Linked DNA regions of Homo sapiens: all the other regions are linked to region 1. A link is a contact called in ENCODE Hi-C or POLR2A ChIA-PET data. All regions are on one chromosome and are shown on one strand. The core of a region is the stretch at or near the end of the contact, and the rest is flanking DNA. Distances in the headings are between cores, read along the strand shown.

Region 1 (2,700 bases), core at 182-2,681:
GGAGAGGAGGGTCAGGAGGATTAAATGAAGGAACGCAACGAAGCACAGGGCCGGGCACAGCATGACACTGGCACAGACTCAGTGCATGTTTAGGGCTGATAACAACGAAGCCTGGCGGGCTGGGCCCCGGCTGTGAAACTGTCTCCTGCCCTCCTGCCCATGGGCTGCGGCAGGTCCTCTGCCCTGTCCCTCGGGCACAGCGGTGTCTCGCCCACATCTCTGCCCACTGCTGCATCAGGGCTCCATCCCGGCGCCCCTGCCCAGGCTTCTCAGGCATGTCCTGTGTGAGGGGCTCACTGCCCTGCCGCCCCGAGGGCTGTCCCACGGTTCTCACGCCCCTTCCCTCTGCAGGAGCCGATCCCACAAGTGAGAGTGGGGTTCCAGCACCAAGTGGGCTCTAGGAATGGGACCAGGTGCTCCAGGAGGCACTGAGGGGGCGGCTGGGAGCAAGGCCAGGCCAGTCAGGCACAGGGCGCAGGGACGGCTTCCCAGAGGAGGTGTCCCTGCCCCCACTGCTAGGGCTGGCCCTGGAGACACTCATTCCTCCCCCGCTCCCCTCAGTGCTCAGGCCCCTGTGGTGGTGGTGTCCAGCGGCGCCTGGTCAAGTGTGTCAACACCCAGACAGGGCTGCCCGAGGAAGACAGTGACCAGTGTGGCCACGAGGCCTGGCCTGAGAGCTCCCGGCCGTGTGGCACCGAGGATTGTGAGCCCGTCGAGCCTCCCCGTGAGTCCCCTGACCCCAGGCTCCCTGCTGAAGTGAGGTGGGGTGGGGAGGGTGATGGGGAAATGGGGTCGTCAAACCATTGTGCCCACGGCACTGGCTGGTTCCATCTGTAGTCTGGGCTCAGGAGCCACATGGCCACTGAAAATCCTGATGCCACAGGATGCCATGCTGGAGGCTGGGCTGTGCTGGGAGTCAGTCAAGGGGAGTCCCGGCCACACAACATCCCATAGGCAGCTGTCTGACCTTGGGGGAGTAGAGGGAGTGGCCCTGGCCCCTGATTTGCTGTGTGAACCTGGGTAAGCTCTTTCTCCTCTAGGTCTCAGTCTTCCCACAGTGAGACCAGGGATGTCCCTGAGGCTGTGTGAAAACTGGGCCTGGGTGAGTCCCTGTCCCCAGCCCTGGCCTGTCCATTCCCTGGCTAGAGGACTGCCTAGAGTGAGCAATGGAACCACAGGAAGGGCCTCCTTTCCAGGGTCCTGCTAATGAGGTAATGGGGTTTGAGGCAGGAAGGGCCTCCCTTCCAGGGTCCTGTTAATCCCAGTGGTGGGGGGTTTCCTGGCCAGCTGGGTCCTGGTGGAAGGGCCTGAGGTAGAGGTGGTTCTGGACACCCCTGCCGCCGCCTCCAGCATGTGTGCGTGCGCGCACACACACACACACGCCAACACACACACACACAGTCATACACTTCCTTCCTGCAGCCCCAGCTGCTCCCGGAAGTGCTGAGGGCAGGAAATGGGGTGGCCCTGGAGTGTCACCTAGGCTCCCCTCACCAGCTGTGTGGCCTTGGGCTCCATTTCCCTCTCAGGGCCTTCATGTGCTGAATAAAGGGGCTGCCAAGCCCCATCCTTGCATAAATGAGGTCTGGGCATGAAGCACGCAGCACTGCGTGGGGATCCAGGTGGTGCTCAGGGAAGGTGGCTTTTTCCCCTCCCCCACAGCCACTGTCATCCCCAATTGCAAGGTCAGGGAGAGGGCCTGGGGCTGACCCTGCCAGTCTAAGGAATCCAGAAGCCGTGGCGTGAAGAGCTGTGTCCCCTGTGCTATTGGCTGTCTGCTCCCTGCCCCTAGGACAGAGTCCTCAGCCAGGGCCCTCAAGCTGGCATTCAGGGCCCCCTGCAATCTCCCCGGTCTGCCTTCTCCCCTTGTCCAACGCTGCCTTCTCTACCTGTGCCAGCTCCTGGGCAGCCCTCATTCAGGCTCAGAGTGGCCCCTGCCATGCCTCGCTGCCCTGCCTCTGGCATGGGTGGTCTTCCTGCCTCAAACCTCAAGGCCCAGTGGCAGCGCCCCCACCCTGTCCTGCCTGCCCTCAGCACGCACCCAGCCAGCATCTCAGAGCACTCCTATGTGCTACCTGAGCTGGGTGCTGGCACCACGTCTCTCACCTTTATGGCTAGGGCTGGCCACAGGGAGCGGGGTGGTTATGATCCCAGTGGGGGAGGACCAGATGGGGCAGAGAACAGAAACTGAGGCCCCTGGGGGCCTAGAACCAAGGACGGATGGCCCAGGAGGCTCTGGGCTTGCAAGGTCTCCCAGGGGCGGGTGTGAGTGGGCTGCAGGGAGTGGGCTATGGGGGCTGGTTAGGTGGCTGAACTAGAAGCTGTCCTAAGTGAGGAGTTTTCTGCCATCAGTGAACAGTGGAGGGGGGCTGGGAAGGTGTCTTGGACTTGGAGACCTGGAATTCCCAGATGTTCTGCTGGTCTGTGGGACAGTTGGCGGGACATGTGGAAAGCTGGGAAACTCGTGTGTGTGTGCTCACTGCAGTGACACAGCATGGCCACATCCATTTGCTGTGGAGGTGGGGTTGACAGAGGAGGGAACCGAGGCCCAAGAGGTGAAGCAGCTTGTCTGAGGTCACCCCGGGCGACCAGGATGCAGGCCTGCAGATGTGCACTTTGGAGCTCTGCCTGGAGCTGGGGTGGAGGAGCCTGCCTGCTGCCTCGTGCCCTCTGCCGGGCCTGGGGGATGTCCCAGGCCCA
Region 2 (2,700 bases), core at 72-2,571, 180 kb before region 1:
TTGTAAGTCCACTCCAAGCAAAAGGGAAGCCAGGGAAATGTGGTTAACCAGGGCAGGGAGACGTGGGGAGTGTGGGGGAAAGTCTGAGGTGGAGACACACAGGGACATGGGGGGTATGAGGTGGGGACAGGCAGGGAGATGGGGGTGCAAGGTGGAGACACGCAGGGACATGAGGGGGTGTGAGGTGGGGACAGGCAGGAAGATGGGAGGTGCAAGGCGGGGACAGGCAGGGACATAGGGGTGTGAGGTGGGGAAATGCAGGAAGATGGGGGGATGTGAGGTGGGGACTGGCAGGGATATGGGGGTGTGAGGTGGGGACAGGCAGAGACATGGGGGTGTGAGGTGGGGACAGGCAGGGACATAGGGGTATGGTGGGGATAGGCAGGGAGATGGGGGGTGCGAGGTGGGGACAGGAAGGGACATAAGGCTGTGAGGTGGAGACAGGCAGGGACATGGGGGGTGTGAGGTGGGGACAGGCAGGGAGATGGGGGGTGCGAGGTGGGGACAAGCAGGGACATGGGGAGTGCGAGGTGGGGACAGGCAGGGACGTGGGGCGTGCGAGGTGGGGACAGGCAGGGACATAAGGGTGTGAGGTGGAGACAGGCAGGGACATGGGGAGTCTGAGGTGGGGACAGGCAGGGAGATGGGGGGTGTGAGTTGGGGACAGGCAGGGAGATGGGGGGGTGCGAGGTGGGGATAAGCAGGGACATGGGGGTGCGAGGTGGGGACAGGCAGGGACATGGGGGTGGGAGGTGGGGACAGGCAGGGACATAGGGGGTGGGAGGTGGGCACATTCAGGGAGATGGGGGTGTGAGGTGGAGACAGGCAGGGACATAGGGGGAGCGAGGTGGGGACAGGCAGGGAGATGGAGGGTGCAAGGTGAAGACAGGCAGGGACATGGTGTGAGGTGGGGACAGGAAGGGACATGAGGGGTGCGAGTTGGGGATAGGCAGGGAGATGGGGGGGTGCGAGGTGGGGACACGCAGGGAGATGGGGGACGTGGGGATGGCGACAGGCTGGGAGAGGGAGAGGCCAGGCTGAGACCTCCCCGCGCGGTGCCAGCCAGTCCAGGCAGATCCAGGACTCAGCCAGGCCTGATACCCAGATAAGCCCTTCCTCCCAGAGGAGATAAGGGAGCGACGCGGCCGGCCGACAGGTGAACTAGAGCTGGCGAGTTAGTCGGCGCCGCCCCCTCCCGCGAGCCCGGCCTCGGGGGAGTACCGCCCACCCCGCCCCGCGCTCGCTCCGCCCCGCGCTCGCTCCGCCCCTTCGCGCTCCCGCCGCTCCTCCACGCTCGTGCCGCTCCCCCCCCGCGCTCCCAGTTGACGCTCTGGGCCGCCACCTCCGCGGACCCTGAGCGCAAGAGCCAAGCCGCCAGCGCTGCGATGTGGGCCACGCTGCCGCTGCTCTGCGCCGGGGCCTGGCTCCTGGGAGTCCCCGTCTGCGGTGCCGCCGAACTGTGCGTGAACTCCTTAGGTACGCAGAGGGCGCGCCGCCCGAGAGGGTGCTAGCAGGCCCTAGAGTGGACGCTGGGAGAACTTGGCCAGGGGCGCACTGGGCTCCGGAGGAACGGGGCAGAGCTTTCCCCGGTGAGAGGCCAGGAACTCTGCGTGCTGGCACGGGGAGGGGTAAACTGCATTATAGGCGGGGGTTCTCGGAGGGTGGGCGGCTTGTAGGACCAGAGGAGCAGATGGGCTGAGTGTCCAGGGTCCCACCTAGCCAGGTGGCTCTCCAGCCTAGAATACCAAAGGAGCCCGCAGCTCCTTCCGCCTTCCTCAACTGGGGACACAGAGTGTCACACAGAGGACTCTGATCTGTCCCTGCCAGAGGTGAGCAAGGACGTCCCAGCCTTCTCTAGCAGCTTCCCCCGGGACTTGGCACACAGGGGATCCCCGTAGTGTCTTGGGAGTCCCATCTGTAGAGTAGGTTGGACGGGCTGTTTGGAACAGTGAATCCCTGTGCAACGGCACCAGGGAAAGCACTCAGACCAACAGCGCTTTTAACAGCACCCCAGGGCCCATGGCGTCAGGTGGAGCCCCAGGACTCCTCTTGTTGGCCAGATTGGCTGCGACTGGTCCAGCTTCGTGCTGCCCTTGCATCCTGTCTACTGCCCGGGCTCAGGCACCTCCCCTGGCTGAAGGCAAGGAGCCTGCTCTTCCCTACTGCCTCCCTCCTTTCCTACTGTCCCTGGTCCCAGCCTCAGCCCACAGGCTCTGAACTTAAAGACCACCTGCCCCCTTCACCGAGAAAAGTAGCCAAGAAACAACCCAAGGAGCCAAGAACCTAGGGAGGGGGGGTGCCCTGAGCTCTGGAGGAACGGGACAGGGCTTTCCCCCAGCTAGAGGCTCAGGGGATGGGACAGAGATCACTGAGGCTGAATCTGGGCCAGAGGGTTGCCTCATTCCTTCCCACCTATTTATTTAAAAAGCTCCCCAGCCTTGCAAACCTCAGTGGGCGCCCAGCTCCAGGTCAGTTCCCGCCTAAGGAAAACCTAGCTGCCGCAAGCGAGGGCTGCCTGGAGAAGGCTGGCGCTGAGAGGCTGTCTGAATTCCAGAGCAGGGCTTGGCAAACTTTTTCTGTGAAAGACCAGACGGTAAATAACTTAGGCTTTATGGTGGTCTCTGTAGCAACTACTAACTCTGCCATGGTAGTGTGATAGCAACCATAGATTGTATGTAAGTGAGTCAGTGTAACTGGGTT
Region 3 (2,700 bases), core at 12-2,511, 200 kb after region 1:
AGCAATACATCCTGCAATGAATTATTCTAGTCTTATTACTTCCTAAAATCAGGAGCCATAGATTAAAAACCTTAACAAAGGAAAGGCAAGAAAAGGTTCTTGCAATATTTCCACTATTTAAGAAACTCACTCATAAAACCTGAAATACAGACGTAGTGAACTTCTGTAATCATATCTTGCTTAACGGATGCTTAGCTTTTCTACGTTTAGATCACACCATAGCTGCTCCACAAACGTGTTTTTCTTCAAGGTATTGAGAGAACTGACTCTAAAACTTTCCCAAGCACTTGAAACATGTAGGACTACGCGATTTCTTTTGTTGTTTCCATTCCTGTCCAAAACCTCTTGAAAAACAGCAGGCTGAAAAAAGCTGTGCTCTAAGGAGCTAGTGAGGAACTCTGGATGCAAACGATTAGCCCCGAAGCCAGGGAAGTTGGCCGCCTAGCCTGCTACAACACACACCTTTCATCTCCGGCGAAAGGAAAGGTTTTCAAATGCTGCGGTGGGTAGGGGACAGGGATGGAGGAAGAGGCGGCGGGCAGGAGGTGGAAGATAAGTCCCAACCCCTAGAATGAACCCCAGAGTCTCTATATCCCGTAAATGGGCAACAAAATGGGAAGCTTGGCTGCCACCAGGACAGGAAAGCCCTGCTGGACAAGAGTGGCATCTTTTACTGAAAAAGTTGTGTGGAAGTATACGCTAAGCCAGCCTCGTAGTCTCCAGCGATGCAGGTCGTGGAACAACAAAGAAAACCCACCCAAGTAGCCCTTTCTCTGCATTTAAATGAGCAAATCTGGACATTTAAACTGAAACCTCACTCCAAGCCCCCAGGAGAAAAAAACCCACCTCCCCTCGCAACCAGGTTTTCCGGCGGCCGTCGCCTGGCGGCTTCCTGGGCACCGCGATGTGGAGTCCGGGCCAGCTCCCGCCCCGCCCCTCTGCAGCCCGGGCTTACCTCTCTGCGCGCCGCCCGCCGCGCCCGCTAGACCGCAGCGCCCCGCGACCAGCTGGACCAAGAGCAGCAGGCGGAGCGCGCGGGGCCCTGACCCCCGCGCCGCCATCGCCCCGCGCCCGCGCGGGACCGCGGGCAGCCGCCTCTCGACCGCCGCGCGGGGAACGCGAACTCTTGGGGAATGGAGCACTGAGTGTGAGTCGTGAGACAAAACGAGGGCAGACGCAGCAGAGGGGCCGCTCCGCGCCACAGCTCCCGCCGGGACAGCAGCCTCAGCCTAGCAGCTTCTGGCGGGCTCGGGACGCATGTGGAAGCTCCCGGCGCCTAGCCCCGCCCCTATTTCCCTCTGGCCCCGCCCAATCCTCGCCTTGTTCCTTTTGGCCCAGTCCGGTCTATTCATAGCCCCGCCTCCGATCCCCACCAACCCTTTCCCCACCCCGCCCCGCCTCTGGTCCAACCCTGTCTGCTCCTAGCTCCTCTTTTTCCACGCCTGGCCCAGCCCCATCGCCCTGGCCCCCGCCTCCAGGCCTTCCTTTGGGCAGGTGCGACCCTGGAGCAGAGTTCCAGGAAGGCAAAGACTTGAGGCTGGCATCGCAGGCGCGTCCTTCTCTAACCACCGGATGTCCTTGGCCTAGTCACTGCACACCTTAAGATAACAGCTATTCATTGATGTCTGCTCTGTGCTCAGCACCAAAAGGGGAAGCAGAGGGACAGATTGCTCCCAGCTGATAGAAAATGTAAATAAAGTAATTCCGAGTTGTGATCAGAAAGAAACAAGCTGGAGGCTGGGGCAGAATCACAGTGGTGGGGGACTTGCTCCAGGCTGCAGCGCTCTCCATGGGCCCCGCTGCCCACTCAAGTCTTTCTCACCAGGAAGTACCAGTCGCAGCTTGACTGCCTCCTGGGGCTGTCGTGTCAGCCAAGGGGTCCCCACCAGGAGACCTGTGTTGTGGACCAGCGAGACAACCCTGGGCAAGTCACTTTCCTCTCTGGGCCTGTTTCCTCGTCTGGAAGCGAGGAACCGAGGCAGATAAACTAGAGGACTCGGGAAGGTACAGCTCTGACACTCACTCAAGCCATCCCCGGAAATGATATGCAGTCGCCTCAAACGTGGGCATCGCCCTCCGTGTTGTCATCAATTAACATTTGTAAATATTAGTGACTATCTGCTACAGACACTTAGCACCTCTGGTGGAGATTGGTGCCGACTGCTGGAAACCCGTCTCAAATCCCTCCAGACCCTATATTTCATCCTCTCTGTCCATAATTAGAAAGCTTCATTTGGCTGAAGGGATTCAGGCGAATTATCTTTAAACTTCAGTGGCAGAGGGAGCCGCTGACTCTTCACAGAACGCTTTATGGAGGTGACACCTCTAAGACTCATTGTGAGCAAAAATTTCACTCCACCCTCCAGACTAGTAAATCTGTGAAAAACTAAACCTGGTTGCAAAGAATCTAAACAGCAAAATTCAGTGAAGATGCTCTTCTTAGGTCCAAATACAGCTGGAAAAATGTAAATTACATCCAATGGAGCCAATCTGTTTAAACAGGACTTAAACAAAGGGGCCACAGAAAAGGGATGCACAAGATGTTAACCAGATTAGTAATTAATTGCACTTCTGCACAGAAATGAAAGACAGTACCTATCATCCTTTCACTGCAAATTTACATTTTACTCTGAAGAATTTATGGGACTTACAGGCACTTATGCAATTCATCCTAACAGTGTTTGGATGACTTTAAAATGT
Region 4 (2,700 bases), core at 30-2,529, 140 kb before region 1:
ATAACACCACCACTTCATGCTGTGGCCTAGTAAGATACAATATCCTTCATACAAAGGTAGACACTCTCATCCTCTTCACCAGTGTCAACAGTCTGTATCCCTCCCTGTGCAATGTTAATTACTTTTCTAATTCAAATGTAATCCCATCTGATTATTCTATAACATGAAAAAAGGCACAAAGCTGTTATAGTCCTTGTCTTCATCTTGTCTTCATAACTGGTCGTTAAGACCCTATGTAGTTGATATTTCTTCCTCTTCCTGCCTGTTCCATGTTTCCTTTGCTCTCAGCCAGCACCTCAGCTGTTTTTGGTTTTGGTCTTGTTTTGTCACCAGATAGGGTGACTTCAAAACTCATTCCTAAAAGAATGTGAAACCTCAGTGGTCTTGTGTTTTTTAACTTATGTACTTTTCTATTAAACTTTACCTAGGAACACAGAAGTACTAAGACATATCCCAGAGAATCCTCTGGGTTCCAGACATGGTCCTTTCTCTCCTCATTGTATATAGCAGCACCCAAATTTCTTCTTGGTAATCAGAGCCGATCATCTCAGCCAGTACAGTACTTCTCTTCTTTGCCTGTTGGCTCGGTGGTATGAGATGACCAAAATAGCTATCTAACTTCCAATCCAACTGACCCATCATGTTGCCTGGATGACAGAATTTCTCCTTGGGAACCAAAACCTCTATACCAACTGAACGCAAAGTTACAGGAATGGGAAGCACACATTCTGTAATTGGTTTGTGATAGTGAGAAGCCACTCCTATTAATTTCCAAACCTGTGCATTCCATGAGAGATCACCATCTATGGGCCATATTCACAGCATATACTGCATCCTTTAATTAAGAACCTCAACTTTTCAGGTCTCCCAACTGGCACCACAACTGACTCCTCAATAGCTCATTCCATTTTCTCAGGCTGATAGTGTATGCCAGAAGCAATGTTACACGGAATACCATGAATAAAGGTTTCTGGGTTCACGGATGATTGTGTTAGCAAAAGCATTAGACAGGGAAAGTATTAATATTATATTAATAAATCCAGATATCCAGAATGCATGTCTATTCCAGTGAGGAAAAACTGGCATCCCTTTGATGATGGAAGGGGTCCAACGTAATTAACCTGTCACCAAGTGGCTGGCTTGTAACCTCAGGAAATACACCATATCAGGGAATGGCAGATTTGGCAATCGCAATGGCAAGTAGCCAAGTGTTCAGGTCACCCACTACTACATAGCAAACCACTCCAAAACTTAGTAGCTTGGAACATTATTTATCTGACTCACAAGTCTGCCATTAGGGTAGGAGCTGGAGGGGACAGCTCATCTCTGTCCCATTCTGCATCAGCTGGGAGGGCTCAAAGACTGGGAGCTATAATCATCAGAAGGCTCACTCACGTCTGGCAATGAGACCCTAGCTGGGGACGTGGTTAAAACACCTACAATTCTTCTTACACGAGATGACACATGGAAGCCTTGTCTACCATGAATGCCCTTTGGTGAACTTTCATACAAGACACTAATATCTTCACTCTGGATCTAAAGAGGCCCATCTACATAACTCCTCCTCAGAAATCCTTGCATCAGTCTTCCATATTGTGTAAGGCAGGTCAATATTTGAAAAATTTGCGTGACTCAGTAAATATTTTCCAAATGACCAATGCAAAATCTTACAAAACCATGTATGAGCAAAATATCCATGCAAATACTAAATGATTCTAATCTAACAATTCTAATGTAACAATTTTTTTAAATTGTGATATGCTTTCACAGTCCACCTTGCAATGAACATTTAAGAAACAAACTGTAATCCCAGCACTCTGGGAAGCCGAGGCGGGCGGATCACGAGGTCAGGAGATCGAGACCATCCTGGTTAACTAAAAATACAAAAAAATTAGCTGGGCATGATGGCACGTGCCTGTAGTCTCCGCTACTTGGGAGGCTGAGGCAGGAGCATTGCTTAAACCCGGCAAGTGGAGGTTGCAGTGAGCCAAGACTGCACCACTGCATTCCAGCTTGGGTGACAGCGAGACTCCATCTCAAAAAACAAAATAACTTTTTCTCCAGTTTGGGTTTGCTGGTAAATTTTCTAACACATTTTTCGAGTTTTGTCTGAAAATGTTTTCTTGAAGGGTTTTTACTGAGTTTAGAATTTTAAATTGCAGTTTTGTTTCAGCTTTCTAAACATACTCCATTGCCTCCTGGCTTCCATTATTTGCATTGTCAAGTCTTTTTAATTGGGATGCCTTTAAAATTGCCTTTAGGTTTTAATTATATACGCTTTTTTTTTTTTTTTTTTTTTTTAAAGACGTCTTGGCTCTGTTATGCAGGCTGAAGTGCAGCCTTGAACTCCTGGGCTCAAGCAATCCTCCCACCTCTGCCTCCCAAAGTGCTAGGATTACACTAATTAAGCTGCAGTGCCTAGTCTTAATATCTTTAACTGGTTATTTTTGTCATGCTTAAAGTTAACACTTTATTAACAGTTCTGCAAAGTCATCAATCTCGATTATTGCCCCATTCGCTCCTGCAATAATTATATTTTCAGTTAGGTTTACCAATGCATTGTCTATCCTTAATGTCTCTGTCCCTCAATATGCGTATTTGTTTCCTGACCTATCTTCCCACTGTTAAACCTATTGAGTTCCTATTTTAGCTACTGTGTTTTGCATGTGGAATTCTGATATGCTTTTTAAAGTTTGCTGT
Region 5 (2,717 bases), core at 112-2,611, 250 kb after region 1:
TAGCTGGGACTGCAGGCAGGTGCCACCATGCCTGGCCTTTTTTTTTTTTTTTTTTTTGGAGAGAGAGGGTCCCACTATGTTGCCCAGGCTGGTCTCGAACTTCTGGGCTCAAGCAATCCTCCTACCTTGGTCTCCCAAAGTGCTGGGATTACAGGTGCAAGCCATCATGGCTGTCTTTTTGATTTTATTATTTTTATTTTTTTAGAGACAGTGTCTCGCTATGTTGCCCACTCACACATTTTTAAAAATTATTAACTTTTTTTCCTACTTCATTGAAAGGGAGAGGAGGAATTCAGGTACTATAGGCTGTTGGTCTATATATCCGGCCAACAGTATTTAGCTCCTGAAAAAGCCCGCAGGAAGCAAGTGTGATTTCCAACTCCAAGATCTGCGTCAGAATCTCACCACCTTTGTCCTGCAGCCGGGAGGGGGCTGGAACTTAAGCTCTGTACTTTGTGCAAAGTATACCAGACAAGAAACAGGAGTCATTCTTGATTCTTTCCTGTCCCTCACTCCCAACGTGTAACAAAGTCTAGTAAATTCTACCTTAGCATGTCTTCCAACTCTACCTTTCTTCTCCTACATTCCCTTTTGCTGCGTCCTTCCAAGGGATTATACCCAGTCAATCTCTGTATTCTCAGCCCCTAGGCTAGTCCCTTATTTAATATTAAATGGTGAACCAAGGGTGACCTTCATTCCACAGACTCACGGGGCAGTTCAACCCCAAGGGGATCATGAAACAGAAAGGTGGGGAATCTAGCATCTGCAGTTTTTCAAAGACAACAGTGCATTACTAGGTGCTTTTAAGGGTCTTCCTGGTGGGTGAAGGGGAAAAAGTGGTGGGTGAGCGGGCTGCAGAGGGGCTGCTGAACCAAGAGGCAGGAAAAGAGAGGAGGAGGGCGCATGAGTAAGTGAGGTTCAGCGGAGCTCAGAGACTGCTCCCAGTAGACACCGGCCAGGCGCCGGCACAGCCCTCGGCCAGCGACCCCACACAGACCCGGGAGGGCTGGCCTCGACAGCTTCTCGGGTGCCACGCTTTCATTCTGGGGGCCCAGCTCAGCCCTCCTAGGTTACAGGTGAGGTCCGGGAAGAAGGGTGACTTGCCCATCACGCACGCAGCGAGCTGAGGATAGCGCGGGCTGGAGGAGCCTGAGGCATAGGACTCCCGGCTCCACACTTGCAGCGAGCCTCCCTGCCCTCGGGGGCGACCCCGACTCCCGCAGCGGGGACGCAGGGCTCGTCTCTGCTTCCCCCTCCTTGGCTCACCGGCAGCGACCCGACGTCCTGGGGTGGATCCCGCTTTCCCGCAGACAGGTAGTGCGGCCTCGGCCGCGCACCGGCGCTAGGAGGTAGAGCAGGGGCCGCAGCGCCCGCGCCCCTCCTCCAAGCCCCGCGAGTCCTGACTTCTGATTGGCTCCTCCCGGTCCCTCGCCGCCCAGTCAGCGCAGACTACTGGATTTTTTTCCCGGCCCCGCCTAGGAGGCTGCGAACAGAAATTCAGAGATTCGGCTTCTGTTGACTTTCTGCAACTCCGCCCAGCCTTCTCACAGTGAGTATCCCAGTCAGAATCCGGCTACCTTTTCATGAACCGGACTCCTTATTCCTGATTGGCTCTCCGGGTTGCCGCCCCACCCCGAGTGGGCAGGCTTTCGGCTCTTGAGTGGCACCTCCGAGTTTCGCAGGGTCCACGTTGTCGTGGCGGTAACACTGACAGCTCCTCACCCGCATCCACGTTTTTGTTTCCTAGCCTTCATTCCTTCTGTTGGAGGCACGTATCCTGGAAGTGATACGCTTAGAAAGCGTGGCCCCAGAGAGACTCGCAATCCCAGCCCCAGGAACTGTAAGGGTCCTGATTGGAAGGCCTGAGTAAGGCCTGGCTGCGTTCCGCAGGAGGATGCTGGAATGTTAGAACCCGAACAGTTTAGGCAGGGCGCAGATGGCTCACGCCTGTAATCCCAGAAATTTGGGAGACCGAGGCGGGAGGATCACCTGAGGTCAGGAGTTCGAGACCAGCCTGGCCAACATGGTGAAACCCCTCTCTACTAAAAATACAAAAATTAGACTCAGGGGGTATGTCTGCAGCTGCAGAAAGATGTATGGGAACAGACACACAACTCTCCCTCCGAGATAAGCACAACAAAGAGACACAGAAGCAGTCCAAGCCTCTGATAAACTCTCCCACTCCGAATCCTTAAAAACTTACTTAGTCTGTAAGAGAGTGTGCCTCTGACCTAACTTGGCCAGACGCCCCTCTCAGGTTTTCTCTAAAATAAACCTCTTATGACCACCAAGCCACTTTTCGTGTTTCTTTCCTCTTTCTTTAATTCTTACACCGAGTAGTTGGGATTACAGGGGCCCACCACCACGCCTTTATCTAGGTAGTGGAATCAGTGGGCTCTCTTTCTGCAGGAAAGTCCGCAGAGACCCCATGATTTTCAGAAAGCTGCACGAGATTCATGGAGTAACAGCCAGGTTAGTTGGATGGTCTTAACTGTTAAGGGCATGAGGCGCTGATAAACAGCTTGATGCCCTTCTCCAGCCAAGCAGGACTTCTCCGATAAGTCAGAGCCCTCTATCTACTGTAGGCTACTGGAAGAGAGTCCTGGGTACTGGTCCACTCATGCCTGCAAATTGGTTTCTTATTTTGTTTTTGCCAATGCACATCCACCCTTTGTTTTCTGTCAGGATATAACACACTCGGATTATCTATAGTCACC

What was found. A loop is a pair of places that touch in the nucleus more often than their neighbours do. ChIA-PET counts read pairs that join two places held with the same protein, here RNA polymerase II (POLR2A). Pooled maps may share reads with other maps.
Region 2: a loop to region 1 is called in a map with no recorded cell type, with 5 times the contacts of the local background. The contact joins the promoter of CTSH here to the enhancer-like site in region 1. A Hi-C loop is called at or near these places in 1 of 168 maps with a recorded cell type or tissue (B cell), 10 of 37 single-sample maps with no recorded cell type and 6 of 50 pooled maps. POLR2A ChIA-PET finds 5 or more read pairs at or near these places in 1 of 52 experiments (activated B cell).
Region 3: a loop to region 1 is called in a pooled map, with 7 times the contacts of the local background. The contact joins the promoter of CHRNA5 here to the enhancer-like site in region 1. A Hi-C loop is called at or near these places in 4 of 37 single-sample maps with no recorded cell type and 7 of 50 pooled maps.
Region 4: a loop to region 1 is called in a map of ascending aorta, with 2.9 times the contacts of the local background. The contact joins two enhancer-like sites. A Hi-C loop is called at or near these places in 1 of 168 maps with a recorded cell type or tissue (ascending aorta) and 7 of 50 pooled maps. POLR2A ChIA-PET finds 5 or more read pairs at or near these places in 2 of 52 experiments (AG04450 and activated B cell).
Region 5: a loop to region 1 is called in a pooled map, with 2.7 times the contacts of the local background. The contact joins the promoter of HYKK here to the enhancer-like site in region 1. A Hi-C loop is called at or near these places in 2 of 37 single-sample maps with no recorded cell type and 13 of 50 pooled maps.

The regions. Positions count from the first base shown.
Region 1 is chr15:78,760,427-78,763,126 of GRCh38, reverse strand. It overlaps ADAMTS7 (ADAM metallopeptidase with thrombospondin type 1 motif 7), which reads left to right. Exons shown (of 24, transcript NM_014272.5): 23 at 562-724. Among named protein-coding and RNA genes, the nearest start is that of ADAMTS7, 50 kb to the left of the region's middle. Within about 2 kb of position 1,431, at least 16 of the 41 ENCODE cell types and tissues checked have a DNase peak (open chromatin) inside an H3K27ac peak, as active enhancers do; they include B cell, where a contact is called at or near this core.
Region 2 is chr15:78,943,667-78,946,366 of GRCh38, reverse strand. It overlaps CTSH (cathepsin H), which reads left to right and starts at 1,321. Exons shown (of 12, transcript NM_004390.5): 1 at 1,321-1,476. The coding sequence starts at 1,386. RefSeq lists silencers at 1,119-1,468, 1,906-2,200 and enhancers at 1,051-1,589, 1,590-2,128, 2,589-2,638.
Region 3 is chr15:78,564,081-78,566,780 of GRCh38, reverse strand. It overlaps CHRNA5 (cholinergic receptor nicotinic alpha 5 subunit), which reads right to left and starts at 1,261. Exons shown (of 6, transcript NM_000745.4): 1 at 956-1,261. The coding sequence starts at 1,061. RefSeq lists a silencer at 974-1,063 and an enhancer at 1,874-2,063.
Region 4 is chr15:78,904,955-78,907,654 of GRCh38, reverse strand. No RefSeq gene overlaps it. Among named protein-coding and RNA genes, the nearest start is that of MORF4L1, 33 kb to the right of the region's middle. Within about 2 kb of position 1,279, at least 6 of the 41 ENCODE cell types and tissues checked have a DNase peak (open chromatin) inside an H3K27ac peak, as active enhancers do.
Region 5 is chr15:78,506,221-78,508,937 of GRCh38, reverse strand. HYKK (hydroxylysine kinase) reads right to left here and starts at 1,361. Exons shown (of 5, transcript NM_001013619.4): 1 at 1,267-1,361.